Regions from separate parts of the Homo sapiens genome. Here all the other regions are linked to region 1. Evidence: chromatin loops called from intact Hi-C (ENCODE). Cell type or tissue: A673. All regions are shown on one strand. Region 1 overlaps EGF (epidermal growth factor). Region 2 has its middle 120 kb from the start of ELOVL6. Region 3 has its middle 130 kb from the start of ENPEP.

The links. A loop is a pair of places that touch in the nucleus more often than their neighbours do. Peaks named below come from ENCODE experiments on the same cell type or tissue, not always from the same donor. Only the 100,000 strongest peaks of a DNase experiment are listed, where the experiment ranks them.
Region 2: a loop joins it to region 1, with 3 times the contacts of the local background. A loop is called at or near these places in 33 of 110 quality-filtered maps.
Region 3: a loop joins it to region 1, with 4 times the contacts of the local background. A loop is called at or near these places in 8 of 110 quality-filtered maps.

Annotation. Positions count from the first base shown.
Region 1 is chr4:110,003,128-110,008,127 of GRCh38, forward strand. It overlaps EGF (epidermal growth factor), which reads left to right. Exons shown (of 24, transcript NM_001963.6): 22 at 1,378-1,495. Among named protein-coding and RNA genes, the nearest start is that of EGF, 93 kb to the left of the region's middle. In A673, a CTCF peak has its summit at 2,516 (motif pointing right); a DNase peak (open chromatin) is centred at 2,544; H3K27ac peaks cover 419 bases.
Region 2 is chr4:110,313,496-110,318,495 of GRCh38, forward strand. No RefSeq gene overlaps it. Among named protein-coding and RNA genes, the nearest start is that of ELOVL6, 120 kb to the left of the region's middle. RefSeq lists a silencer at 1,998-2,292. In A673, a CTCF peak has its summit at 2,155 (motif pointing right); a DNase peak (open chromatin) is centred at 2,186.
Region 3 is chr4:110,342,436-110,347,435 of GRCh38, forward strand. No RefSeq gene overlaps it. Among named protein-coding and RNA genes, the nearest start is that of ENPEP, 130 kb to the right of the region's middle. In A673, a CTCF peak has its summit at 1,911; a DNase peak (open chromatin) is centred at 1,926; H3K27ac peaks cover 358 bases.

The sequences.
Region 1 (5,000 bases):
CATCCATGTGTCTTTATGGTAGAATGATTTATATTCCTCTGGGTATATACCCAGTAATGGAATTGCTGGGTCAAATGGTAGTTCTGCAGTTAACTCTTTGAAGCATCACCGTACCGCTTTCCATAATGATTGAAATAATTTCCTCTCTCTCCAACAGTGTATAAGTGTTTCCTTTTCTCCAAAATTTCATGAGCATCTTTTTTTTCTTGACTTTTTATTAATAGCCATTCTGACTGGTACAAATTATAACGTTGTACCTTTGCAACTTTGGAATTGTTTATATTAGCCACTTGTTTCAATTTTTTTCCTTGAAGCCTTTGATTAAAACACATAATAACCCACACCATCTCTTGGTACTGTCTGTGATGCCAGATTCACAGCAGCCCCTCCTATCCTTATCACTCTTCCTGGAACGTCCAGGTAGGGCTTTTGACAGAGGGTTGCATTCCTAGAGGCAATTAAGCTGCCTATCTGCCCCAGGACAGTGGCGTTATTGTGGAGTCTCACAGATGCACTGCTCTAGGGGCTACTGCTTTGAGGATGGGGATCCATCTCCATGCTAAATCTCCCCACCCCCACCCCTAGTGAATGACGCCGTGTATAGACTTAGCGTTGAATGTCAAACAAGACAGTACTCTAAAAAACTGGATTTGGAAGCAAGATACCTAGTGTATTTCCTGGCTTAGCCACTATGAGATTTTCTTATCTTGGGTCATCCACTCCTTCTGTCTTTGCCTCTAATTTCTTTATGAGTGAGAGATTGCAGTGGGCCAGTAAGAGCAGCCTAGGCTTTGTGTCATCATGACCGACTTCTTACACTACCCTTGGTAGCTGTGTGCCTTAGGTGAGTCACTGCCATTTCCAAGCCCCAATGGCTTCACTTGTAAATGGAGCTAACATAGTCTGCCTCACACAGTTGCTGAGATATTTTTTCCACAGACTGCCCCACTCCTCCCTGCAAAATTAGTTGTTTTTTCATTGCTATATCATCAGTACTAGGACAGTGCCTGGGGTATAGTTAGTACTCAATAGATACCTGTGAATGAATGAATGCAAGGCTATTCCCCCCAACATACATGGGCATACATACACACACACACACACACACACACACACACACACACAAACACACACACACCCTCTACCTCACAGAACCTTGGAAAGAGTGAAACACTGTCTGGAAAGCATTTTGAGTTCTGCAGAAAAGACTGCCTTAAACATCTAAAGTTATGTTCCTAGTTATCTTCATATTTCTTCTCTCCCACACAAGTACTTAAATTTTAGTAGCAAAAGCAGTTAGTTGTCCCTGATCATCACTGAGTGGGCTGAGTATTTTGTTTTGTTGTGAGATTGTCTCAAATTTTGGCTTTATCACAGGACTCAGAAGCTGCTATCGAAAAACCCAAAGAATCCTTATGAGGAGTCGAGCAGAGATGTGAGGAGTCGCAGGCCTGCTGACACTGAGGATGGGATGTCCTCTTGCCCTCAACCTTGGGTAATGTGACCAAAGCAGATGAAGCAAGGAATTGGCTTGATATTAACCCCTATTCATTTTTTCTATTTTTTCACTGAGTTCAGAATGACTGGAATCAGTTATAGCTTCCAGCTGGTGTCAGTGTTAGCCAAGACCACATCAGCTAGGGAGGTCCTGGGTGGGAGGGTGGGGGAACTGTGTTGTTAACTAAAGGAATCAGATGAGTTATAATAATGCCATAATTTAATGGCACAATAAATTTTTGGAATTTTTTTCTTTCATGTAGATTCTTTCTATAACTTAGATTTGTATGTGTTATGTGAAGGCTTTCCATATTTTTAGTTAATACATTCCAGATACATGTCTTAAAAACCCAAGATTGTGCTTCTAATTTATTTTCTTTCTTTCTTTCTTTTCTTTTTCTTTTTCTCTGTCTTTTTTTTTTTTTTTTTTTTTTTTGGACAGGATCTTGCTCTGTTGCCCAGGCTGGAGTGCAGTAATCCAACCACTCACTGCTCACTGCAGCCTCGAACTCCTGGGCTCAAACAATCCTCCCAGCTCAGCCTCCCAAATAGCTGGGACTACCGGCACACACCGCCACGCCCAGCTAATTTTTGTATTTTTTGTAGAGACAGAGTTTCACCATGTTTCCCAGGCTGGTCTCAAACTCTTGGGCTCAAGCAATCCACCTGCCCGGGCCTCTCAAAGTGCTGGAATTGCAGGCATGAGCCACTGCACTCAATTTTCTTAATTTTCTTAATATTTCTTAATATTTCTTTTATTTTCTTAATATTTCTTTTCTCACACACATTTCAACTCCCCAAATTTCAGTAGCAAAATAGTTGCCAGATTTAACAAATAAAAATATAGGATGCCTAGTTAAATTCATACTTATACTGAAAGTTCAAATTTAAATTCAAAATTAAATTTAACTGGGTTCTTTATTTTATCTGACAATCCTAGATATTTTCCGAAAAGCACAGAGGTTTGGGAAATTCAAGATGTTTCATAAATCATCCACTTCAGTAATTGATCTTGGAACACTAGAGGGCAGTCTTGAAACAGGCTACACATTCTTGAATCAGTTAAGGGAATTTCCATTTCTAGAAACCTGTCAGAGTTAAGGACTGATTCAGTGTGTGCTGTTGGCATTATTTGTGGTATATATTGTGGAAGAGACTGGAATACATGGCAGGTCCATGGAGGATTGAATCCTTAGGGAAGAGCTATTACAGAGAGGTTATGGAGGAGCAAAGGCAATGTTTGGGGTCCTTCCCACATTATTACCCCTACTCCCCAGCTCCCATCTCACAGTGAATTCCCAGAAAGTAGCTTTCCTGTAACTGTGCTTTTGACTACCAGGTGATCATCTTTTCCTACCTGTAATAGGCATTCAGTGTTTCCTTATTTATTTATTTATTTTTTGGTTGGACTCAAGTATGGGGGAAAAAAATAGAGGCTGGGCAAGTTTGCTCATGCCTGTAATCCCCATGCTTTGGGAGGCCAAGGCAGGATTGCTTGAGGCCAGGAGCTTGGGACCAGCCCGGACAATATAGCAAGATCATATTTCTTTAAAAAGATTAAAAAAAAAAACTTTGCTGGGTGTGGTGGTACACACTTGCAGTTTCAGGTACTCAAGAGACTGAAGCAGGAGGGTCACTTGAACCCAAGAGTTCAAGGTTGCAGTGAGCTATGATAGCACCACTGCACTCCAGCCTGAGTGACAGACTGAGACCTTTTCTCTAAAGCATGAGAAAGAACATGAGTTCTAGCCTTACTCTCCCACCAGTTGGCTATCTAATCTTGAGCAATTCCTTTAACCTATGCAGACTTCTGCTCCCCACTCAGTACAAGGGGTTTGGATTAGATGATCTCTAAGATCCCTTCAGTCTTTATCAGTCTTTATCAATTCCACAAGTGTGTGATTCTAGGACTAAGCTCTAGAATGTGTTGGTTCTTTGAGGCCTCATGACTTTGCGAACTTCTAAATTACCCAGATGTCACTTGTCAGTCTACATGGTATTTCATTCAGGTTTTGAGTAGCAGGTTTAATTCATCTCATTAATTCATCATCATGGGAATGAAGGAGAAACACAATCTGTGTATGACTATTAAAAAATCAAAAGCATTTGCTGCTGTCATGAGCAACTTGTTGGCTCAGAGCTATGTTGGGAGGCCTGGGGCTGCTGAGCTCAGTCCCCCACAGCCGTCATAACTGTCGTTGACAGCAACTGCTGCTGTAGATATCAGTGGGAGTGGGAGAGAGCTGAACGCTCAAACTAGAAGAAAGAGCAGAAACAAATGTAGTTCTATCAGCTCCTTTCCCCACCTCAGCCCAGAATTTCGGGACCTATGTTCTTCTGACAGAGAGGCACGAGGTTAGAAAATTTGCAGTGCAGAGGGTTGGATTTTGACTTGAGACAGAAATAATGGGCATGTGTCTTTAAACAGTGGGTTGCGTGTTGATTTTGCAGTGTGTTGCTGCAGGAGATCATCAATGAGGAGGAGATGAAGCATGATTTGTATTATAAGAAAATGAAAATACATGTTCTGTGGATTCACACTTCCCTTACCAACATTTCCCTGCCTTCTGCCTAATTGACCCCAGTCATCATCCCTTTCTACACCTTTCTCAAAGGAAAATATGGGCAAAGAGATTGTTTTCTACTCCTCTTTCTGTTGTTTCTGAGTTGTGTGCTCCTTTCTGTGGAGCGCCCATTTCTGAACCAATGAAGCGTGATCGGCCAAAACCTTGGGGCAGTCCTTGCACTAGTTACTGATTGACAAGGAAGGACTTCACCAAATGATGTCCTTTGTCCTGTTGTATGGGGTCACTTCTTTTCTTTCCTTGTAGCATGGATCTGTTTTAATATCTAATCTATCTAGAGTGAATGTGAGCCAGTGAACTCTGGTCAGCCTGCATTGCAAGTGCCCAATCAATTTTTGATAATACAAATAATGACAAAAGTAATCATTTTGTTGACTGAAGAGAAATGTTGTTTTCTGTTCCTTCCTATTAAAATTCTAGGTCCCTAGGCTGTTCAACCAGCTTGCAAAATTGTCATTGCACTGGTAATTATTACTACCTTTAATGGCCCCAAATTACTCAGAACTTGGTAGCATGTTTAAATGAGTGTTATTAATGTGTGTGTGCGTGTGTGTGTATGAAAAGTTGTAGCACACACATATATTAGATATTATTTGCCTGGCCTATGGGCAGTTCTTAGAATACTTATGGATTCTTGGATTGCTTATGGTAAATCAGTGGCTCCAGGGATCCGTGACCTAAAAGCTGAGATTCCATAATTAGAATAGATTCTTCAGTTAACATATTGGTGTGCCTAGTTGCTTTAAGACAAAGTAACACAAGGCTCCTCACTGAATGTTGAATCTCTCTTTAGATAGAAAGACTAACTTCACAGGGCCTTTCTTCTGACTTTCACTTTCCATAGGATGAACATCGTAAAGCCATAGACTTTGATTCAATGTACGTTGAGATAATTTGTGAATTTTAACAATATCCTCT
Region 2 (5,000 bases), 310 kb after region 1:
GGGATTACAGGCGTGAGCCACCACTCACGGCCAACACACTATATGTTTAAATTATCATGCTTACTGTTTGTTTTCCCCCAGTTGACAAGAGGGCAGGGATTGTCAGTCTTCCCAACCTAGCTGAAAAAAAAAAAAGGAATGAATGAACAACCAACAACTGGAACATGAGCTCCTTGAAGACAGGGAATTTGTCAGATTTGGATTCTGTTAAATCACCATCATCTACAACAGAGTGTGGCACAGAGTAGTCCCCCAATAAATGTTTGTTGGATGAACCAATGACATTTAGAGTCAGATAGACTAATGTTGCCTTTATTGAATAGACTCTATGATAAGCAATGAACATAGCAATCACTTATGGGGAAAAAAAGGACATCTACCTTTCTAAAAATCAGGACATAAGCACATTTTTACTGCAGGAAATGTTCTATTATCTTTATTCAGGACCGTTAAACATTATGTCAAATGACTAATATGCTAGAAAAACTGGGATTACTACCTTAACTCTTTCCTTAAGTTTCCAGAGATGAGATCTGAAATTTACTGCATTTCCCTGGATGAATTATTTTCTTTTTTATTTAAGTTATAAAAGTTATTATATTATTATATTATTATAAAACTCTATATTTAAGTTATATAATATCAGTTAGACAATTTTTTGGGTAGTAATTACAAACTTACTTTGTATAGAATAAATACAGTCAGGTGAGGTGGCTCATGCCTGTAATCCCAGTGTTTGGGGACACTGAGACAGGCAGATCACTTGAGCGCTGGGGTTCCAGAGCAGGTTGGGCAACATGGCAAAACCCCATCTCTACAAAAAATACAAAGACTAGGCAGGTGTGGTGGTGCATACCTGTAGTCCCGGCTACTTGGGAGGCTGAGGTGGGAGGATCATGTAAACTCAGGAGTCAGAGGTTGCATGCAGTGAGCCAAGGTAACGCCACTGCACTCCAACCTGAGCCAGACCCTGTCTCTAAATAAATAAATAAATGGAGGTAAGGTATTTAGTTCACCTGAAGGATAGTATGCTCAAGGAGACAAAATTTTGTCTAAATTCACAAGGACATTTTCAAGAAAAATAAACCATTTGTGCTTGGCAACATTGGGGGCCCTTTGATCTAATGTCCGTCTCGTTTAGTCATTCATAACTTGAATTATCTTGAAACACTCCACTGACTAACGTGAACCTGCTAGGAGGTGCATTCCAGGCCAGAGAATTGTAATTCATGCCCAAGTATTTCCACTGCTTAACTGTGTCATTTCACTTCTCTAAAGCAGTTGAAATCTTGAAATCACTGTAAAGGTGAGTGTAGTAATGTAATTTGCAAGAAGGATAAGGAGAAGAAGAAGAAAGAAAAAAGAGAAGAAGAGGAAGAGGAAGAAGAAGAAGATGAAGAGAAGGAGGAGGAGGAGGAGGAGGAAAGACAGAAAGACAAAATTGAGATTGCCAGATTAAAAAATTTTGTGTGCAGCTAGGCTCAGTGACTCATGCCTGTAATCCCAGCACTTACGGAGGCCCAGGCAGGAGAACTGTTTGAGGTTAGGTGTTCAAGACCAACCTGGGCAACATGGCAAGACCTCATTTCTACAAAAAAATAAAAATTGCCAAGTATGGTGATGGTGTCCCTGTGGTCTCAGCTACTTGGTAGGCTGAGGTGGGAGGATCGGCAGGAGATCGAGGCTGCCATGAACCATGATCACGCTGCTGCACTCCAGTCTCGGCGACAGAGTGAGACACTGACTCAAAAAGAAAAAAGTAGGGCCGGGTGCGGTGGCTCACACCTGTAATCCCAGCACTTTGGAAGGCCGAGGTAGGCAGATCACGAGGTCAGGAGATCGAGACCATCCTGCCTAACACGGTGAAACCCCGTCTCTACTAAAAATACAAAAAATTAGCCAGGCCTGGTGGCAGGTGCCTGTAGTCCCAGCTAGTCTGGAGGCTGAGGCAGGAGAATCGCTTGAACCTGGGAGGCGGAGGTTGCAGTGAGCCGAGATCGCGCCACTGCACTCCAGCCTGGGTGACAGAGCGAGACTCTGTCTCAAAAAAAAAAAAAAAAGAAAAAATTTTTGTGTGATAACATGGGAATTATAACAAAGTTCAAGAAGCTAACAGCCCAAATCAGTAATTCCATTGAGATCAGAGGGCTGACAGCAGATGGCGCTATTCCATCTTGACTTAGCCATTGTGCAAGCAACCACCTTGGAAACCACTGAAAGGCAGCGGCATCAGTCTCCTTTTTTAGCATCGGAACTTGGACAGGTGACCCAGAGTTAAAACTTTTAAATGAAGGAATATTTTATCCTAGTATTTTATTTTCATAAAAAAGAACTAACGCAGTGGCTTATGCCTGTAATCCCAGCACTTTGGGAGGCTTAAGCGGGTGGATCACTTGAGGTCAGGAGTTCGAGACCAGCCTGGCCAACATGGTGAAACCCCGTCTTTACTAAAAATAGAAAAATTAGCCGGACGTAGTAGTGCGCGCCTGTAATCCCAGCTACTCAGGAGGCTGAGGCACGAGAATAGCTTGAACTCAGGAAGCGGAGGTTGCAGTGAGCCAAGATCCTGCCACTGCACACCAGCTTGAAGCATAGAAAAATTAAAGTACTGAAGTAGATTAAAATGGGAAAATGTGTTAGAAGTTATTGTGTGGGTGTTTTCCTACCATGCCTGGAAAGCTTATTCTTGTTTGGCATTTAATTAATTCAGTTCACTAAAAAATAATTGAGTGCTCACATGTATCCAGCACAGTTATGGTTGCTTGGTGTACATCCATGAACAAAAAAGACAAAGATCCCTGTATTTGTGGAGCTTCTATTGCATCAGGGAGAGAAAGACAATAAAAATAATAAATAAGAAAATAGTACAGTGTGTTAGAAGGGGGTAAGTGACACTTTGGAAAAATAAAGGCAGGGCATGGTAAGGGGGCTCAGGCATCCTGGGCAGTGGGGAGGGTTTGATTTTGTATAAGGTATTTTATTCATTGAGGAGATGACATTTCAACAAAAATATAAAGGATGTAAGGGAGTTAGCTAGGTAAATATCCAGGGAAAGAGGAGTTCCTGCAGAGGGACTAGACTTTACAAAGACCTCAGTTTGGGAGCATGTTTGGTTTGTTTAGAGAACTCAACAAGATGGTCAATGTGGCTGCAGTGGAGTGAATGAGAAGGGGAGCAGGAGAAGATGAGGTCAGAGAGGTGAAATAGCGGGCAGATCCTGGAGGCTTTGCAAACTATTCTAAGAAATCGAGTGCCATTGTCAAGTCTTGAACAAAGGAGTAATAAAATCTGATTTATGGCTTTTTTCTTCTTTTTTTTTTGAGATGGAGTCTCACTCTGTTGCCTAGGCTGGAGTGCAATGACATGATCTCGGTTGACTACAACATCCGCCTCTCGGGTTCAAGTGATTCTCCTGCCTCGGCCTCCCGAGTAGCTGGGATTACAGGCATCCGCCACCATGCCAAGGTAATTTTTATATTTTTAGTAGAGATGGGGTTTCACCAGTTTGGCCAGGCTGGTTTTGAACTCCTGAATTCAGGTGATCCACCTGCCTCGGCCTCCCAAAGTGCTGGGATTACAGGCATGAGCCACCGTGTCTGGCCTGGTTTATGTTTTTAAAAGATCATGCAGTCCTGTGATAAGAATAGTAGACTTTAGAGGGTCAAACATAGAAGTTGGGAAGCTAGAGAAGGGGCTATTACAGCAGTCCAGACAAAAGCCCAGAGTGGCTCAAACCAGGTATTAATGGAAATAACAATGGAGGTATCAGGAAGTAGCTGGATTCTGGCTATTTATTTTGACATTAGAGTTGACAGATTTTTTTTTTTTTCTGATGGATTGGATATTAGATGTGGGGATAAGAGAGGTGTCAAGAAAGATTTGAAATCTTTTGCCCCCAATTAACTGGAATGACGGGGAAGACTGTGGGAGGAGTGAGTTTTGAAACACAAATTGGGTGTTGTGGGCTGGGCGCGGTGGCTCACGCCTGTAATCCCAGCACTTTGGGAGGCCAAGGCAGGCGGATCACGAGGTCAGGAGTTTGAGACCAGCCTGACCAACATGGTGAAACCCCATTTCTACTAAAAATACAAAAAATTAGCCGGGCCTGGTGGCGCACGCCTGTAATCCCAGCTACCTGGGAGGCTGAGGCAGGAGAATTGCTTGAATCCAGGAGACAGAGGTTGCAGTGAGCCGAGATCGCGCCATTGCATTCCAGCCTGGGCAACAGAATGAGACTCTGTCTCAAATCAATAAATAAATAAATAAATAAATAAATAAATAAATAAATAAATTGGGTCTTGCAAGTTGAACACATTGATTTTGAGATGTCTACCATCAACTGCAATAGAAAGGTTATGGAAAGTAAGAGTTTGGAAGGAAAGGCCAGGGCCATAGTTTTGGACATACTGAGTTTGGATGTCTATTAGCCATCAAAGTGGCAAGAAAAAGCTTCTGAAAATTTTTGAATGTGAAATTGATAATCCGTTTCCATCAGTGTAGGACACCTCAAAACAGCAAAGACTGGACTAGAGAAAATTATATAACTAGAGGCTATTATAACCTGGGCTGGATAGGAAGAGCCTGAACTTGAACTGGCAGTAGACGTGGAGATGGGCAGAAGGACAGTGACTATCCTGCAGGCAGAATGTCCAGGACTTAGTGGCTGGTTCGACTTGTTGGGTGAGAAGGAGGTAAAATGCCTGATTTATGGGAAGTGGTTAATGACAGTAAAAGAGAAGAGATGAATTTCAGAGGACGTCTTTTTCTCTGTGTTTTTATTTGTATATTTCTTCCTAAATTCTCTTGTATCCTGGAAATTAAAACAGAAAATTATCATTGTATCTTTTCTATAAAGTCTCAAAGTCAAGGGAGGAAACTGGGAAATACACCCTATCAGATTTAAGAGAAAAAGACCTCTGATACTGTCTTTCCTCCAATGATTCTTTAAAAAAATCAATTTTAAAAATTGATAAAGAAAATTTGTATATATTTATGGTACA
Region 3 (5,000 bases), 340 kb after region 1:
GAGGGAAAATATTTTTGGTGAGATTTTTACTGAAAGCCTTTATTTTTTCTTTTAACATCAGAGAAGATTTATATTTAGAATTCAGGAGCAATTTCCAGTGACAGATCACTTTAGCTTTTTCTGTCATTCAGTTAGAAGCTAGTGACATTTCAATCTGAATGAAAAATACTCTGAAATTGAAGGACCACCAAAGCACTCCTGAATCTAACATATTTTAAATACAAATGATTTCTGAAATTAAAGTAATTGATGGCAAAATCTGGTGAGGAGGCTGTCTTAGTTTTTGTTTGCTCTTGTAAGGCAATGATGGAATATTCAGTAATGGCTGTGTTAGCAGTCTCTCTTTTATGGTTATTGACTCTGTCTTCCACAGCTTGCTGCAGTAGTAGTGATAGTGACATGAGACAGACAAATTCCTAGGCAGACAGGGATGGGTCCCTGGTGAAACCAGACCTTCAAGCCAAAGCCAGTTTAAAATTTGAAAACTGAGAGGCTAGTTCAGGATAGAGCCCACGACTGAAGTGAGAACTTCTATTCCTGTCTTACCTTCTCCCTCCATTGGTTCCTTCTGGATAATGTCTTTTAACCAGTCAAATTGTGCTTTTTCCAAGCTTGCCCATGGACCAATCAGCACACACTCCCTCATTCTAAGCCCATAAAAACCCCAGACTCAGCCTCACAGGCAGCTATGTCTGCTTTTGGGGTTCCCTCTTGCAGCTGTGAGCTTTTCTTCTGTCACTCAATAAAATACTTCTCTGCGTTACTCACTCCGTGATGTCCACGCACATCATTCATCTTGGTTGTGAGACAAGAGCCCAGAACTTGCTGAGCTGCAGACAATGGCAATAAAAGAGCTGTAACATGCTCCTGCTCATGGGACCACAGGAGAAAGAGAGCTGTAACACCCCCCACCCCACCACCTCACCAAGCTGCAGGAACAAAGAGCTGTGACATTTCTGGAGGCTCAGATGTTGGGACTCCTTGAGCAAGAGCTGTAACACCTTTGGGGCACCACAGTTGCTATCATCTCTGAGTTTTTGGGTGCCACCATGTTCCCCTCATCTAGATGCTGGCACCCACCATGGAAGCTGATCACGGCATGCCCAGTCCAGCAGTGGGCTGAATGTGGAGCTGTGGCAGGAATGGGATCTGAGTGGGCATGAGCCAAGCACAACCTGCAAGGCTGAGCAGGTAGAGTGAGCCCAGTGGGCCCAAGCAAGGCCGGATAGAGGCAGTGGTGGCTACAGAGATTTCCAGCTGACAAAGCAGCACTCATGAAATCCTGTAACACTAGAGCCACACCCAAGTATGGACCAATATCAGGGTGGTAATTCTTCAAGATTAATATTCTGTTACAGGAATCACCAAGTCAAGTGGTACGGTCTACTGGCAGACAATCAAGTGCAGAATTTTCTCAGTTTGGTCATCCCAAATAATTAAGTCTAAATTCTGGAAGCCCAGGAGTGCAACTTGGTGGATGGAATTAGGGCAAGTCAAGAGAACCTATTAAAAAGGAATTAAATTGAAGTAATAATTAAATCAAATTGTGGGCAACAGTCCTGCTTTTTTCCCTGCAATGTTATAGGATGTTTAGTTCTTCCCCTGAATAAATTATTCAAGGCCATATTCACCTTGAGCCCTCTTGCCTTTCTTTTCAAAATCTCCATATTCTACTATAGTTCCAACAAATGGAAACCAGTATTACATTTTACATATTTTTAAGAGTTATTATGGCAGATTGAAATGAGCACAAGCTTTTGAGTTGGAGTCGGCCATGTTAAGTTTGTGTTGCAAGTTATACATAAAGGTGGAGTTATCCAGAAAGAAGTTAAAAATGTGGGACTGGAGATGGTGGTAGAAGTTAGGATTGAAAATCTTAGAGGCAGGGGTTGAAACTGTAAAAATGAAAGAGGCCTGGTGGTGGGGGTAGAGTGTAGGATATAGAATAGTATGGAACACACATGTTTGAACCTAGATGAAAAGCTCCATTTAAAAATAGCTAGAGAAATGAAGCATGAAAATTAGCCTCTGAAGAAGTAGGAAAGGCAGGAGAAAAACAACATAACCCAGAAAACCCTAGCAGTACCAGAAGTAAATGGTTTAAAAAAATATTGCATTATGGAGATGTGAGCTATAGAAAGACTATTGAGGAGGTTGGAGAAACTACTACTGAATCTGGCATTCAGGAGCTTATTGGTGATTCTCAAGGGAGGAAGATTTAAGGTATGACTAATTAGTAATTAAAAATTCCACCCCTGCTCAAGAACAGTAAATAGAGTTTTGTTTTGTTTTTAAATTTGAGATGTTTGAGTACATTTATAGGTCAAGGAGGATTCACAGAAAGGGGAAGAATGATGATGCAAACAAATGAAAAAAAGATGATGGATTCAAGAATTCAGAATGAGAAATTTTCTTGCAAGAGAGAAGGAGGAATATCCAAAGAAAATTTTAGTTTGCAAACTGAGGTGCTTATTTTGATATGATCTTTTTCTTCCTAGTGAAAATAAGAAGCTAGGAAGTTCTAATGAAGAGAAGGGGAGGTCATTTCAACAGCTATTAACAATTTTAAAATCTGTTTTATTTTTTCTTTAAGATTGGTGGAAGGCGTTTTAAGCTTTCATTTATAAAACGACTTGCCAAGATCACAAAGCTGGTATTAGAGCTGGCGCTAAGCAGTGTGGGGCTAGGGCTGGGAGTGATCATTGTATAGCAGTGAGTTTTTCTCTTCTTTTTATTTTCTTTTGTCTTTCTCATGTCTTTTTTCCTTCTTTCCTTTCTTCCCCCTTTCCTTCCCTTCTTATTTTCTTTTTTGAGTGGCTTTATTGAGGTACAATTATGAAATCACTCACTGTTTGTATAATTAGATGATTTCTAGGAAGCTCATATAGCTGGGCAACCATCATTGCAATCTGGGTTTAGGTCATTCCTATTACTCCAAAAAGTTGCTGTGTGCCATTTGCAATCAGTTTCACTCCCAACCTCAGGCCCAGACAACCACAGATCGCTTTCTATCTCTATGGATTTGCTTTTTCTAAAAATTTCATTTAATGGAATCATAAAATATCTGATCTTTTGCATCTGGCTTCTTTCTTTGCATTGTTTTTCAGGTTCATCATATAGCATGTATCAGTAGCTTTTTCCTTTTTCTTGCTGAATAATATTCTGTTGTATGGATCGACATTTTGTTTCTCCATTTCTTCCAGCAACATGAGTGTGTTCATTTCACAGGAACTGGCATCCTCTTCAAAAGAAATTAATAGATGATTCAATTGTGAAATATTTTCATAATTTCTGCTTTAGTTGACCTATAATTTCTTCCTTACACAATAGCCAAGATATTCTCATTTATATTATGAGGAGTGTATTATAAACATTTTTTTCTAAACTCATGCAATTCTTGAATACAAACTTCACAAATCCACTATTAAAGCCCTCCTAGTTTTTGGTGGAGAATAAAAGATAATGAGTTTCTCTGACATGCTTAATACTTCCTTCTGGAAATGAAGATTAGTTGATATTAACTGAACCAAGTAAACCAATTAAGATGATGATGATATGATTAAAACCCTTAACTGTATTTTACTTTTTACAAACTTTTATATCATTTCAGTCAATTCTTTTAACAGGCCCATTGTGGTATGCAGGAGTGGTATTTGAATCCTCATTACAGGTAATGAAACAGATTAAGAGAAGTTAAGAGCTAAAATCTCATAGGGCTGAAACTCAAACCTAAGTGCCCCGGTGCTGTTTATATTCCACCCACACACTATTCCATTCCCCATGTGTCTTGTCTTATTCTAGGTGTCTGTGTGTGTGTGTGTGTGTGTGTGTGTGTGTGTGTGTGTGTGTACGCATGTGCCTGTGGAGCCCAGTGCCAAATGAATATATGGGGCACCTTGTTAAAAATTATTGAGTATTTCAAGATGGCGACAGCAGAGTCTTAAACCAAATACAGGGCCCTTGTGAGCACAGGGTCCTCTTGGGCCACACAGGTTGTGTGCCCATGAAGCTGGCCATGAGCTTGTGAAAGAATGCCCTATTCAGGAAACTACTGGTAAGATTGGAGTGTCAGATGTGGAAGTAGAGAAGCAAGGCAGAGTTACTGCTCCCATCTATTTACTCTGAGATGGGAGTAGTAATATATAGAAGCCAGGCCACTAAAATTTTATGTTCCATGCTACTATTTTTAATGTATTCCAAAGGCAGAGAAAGTCACCTAATAATTTTAACTGAAAGAATTGCAATCACATTTATATTTTAGAAAAAAATCAATCTGATCTATATTTCAAGGACGGATTTTCAGGTGTGAAAATGAAAAGAGGAATATAAATTTGGGGAGAAATATCAGTATTCCAGGTTAGAGGAGAAGAGGGCCTCAAGGCAGTGGAATTTGAAATGCTGAAGAGGGGGTGACGTGGGGGATCCTGCTCCTTGCCTTTGAATGCCTTGACAGCCAGAAGCACTCTGGCACCTCATTGTGCCTCAGTCTGGAAAGTCCCTCCAGAGAGCAAGCTGGGGGCTGATGGTCAGGCTGACCACATTTGCATCCCTCCATTAGGAAGCATGGTGGTGGGCTGCCAATGTCTAAAAACAATCACTTCATGTATTTTTCCCAGTTTGAATTTCTTTTAGTTGTTGAAGGGCAAGTCCAGTAACAGTTTATTCATTATGGTTGAGTGGAAAACTGTGGTTTATTTTTAAATTTAGTAATTCAGTAGCTTCATCTGAGATAGTATTGCCCCCGGTGGGTTAGTTCTCCGACATCCTGGGAGTCATTTCTGGAGGGTGGTGGAATAAGAAAGCATTTTTAAAATATTAAATTAGGTATCAACTACCTTTCTATCTCTCTCTCTCTCTCTCTCTCTCTCTTTCTCTCTCTCACACACACACACACACGCACGCACACACACACATTCTTGAATGCTTTATAGAATGGGAGAAAAAGGCTCAGAACTACAGATTCATTCACATAATGTGAAGCCTATTTAAGTATACTCATG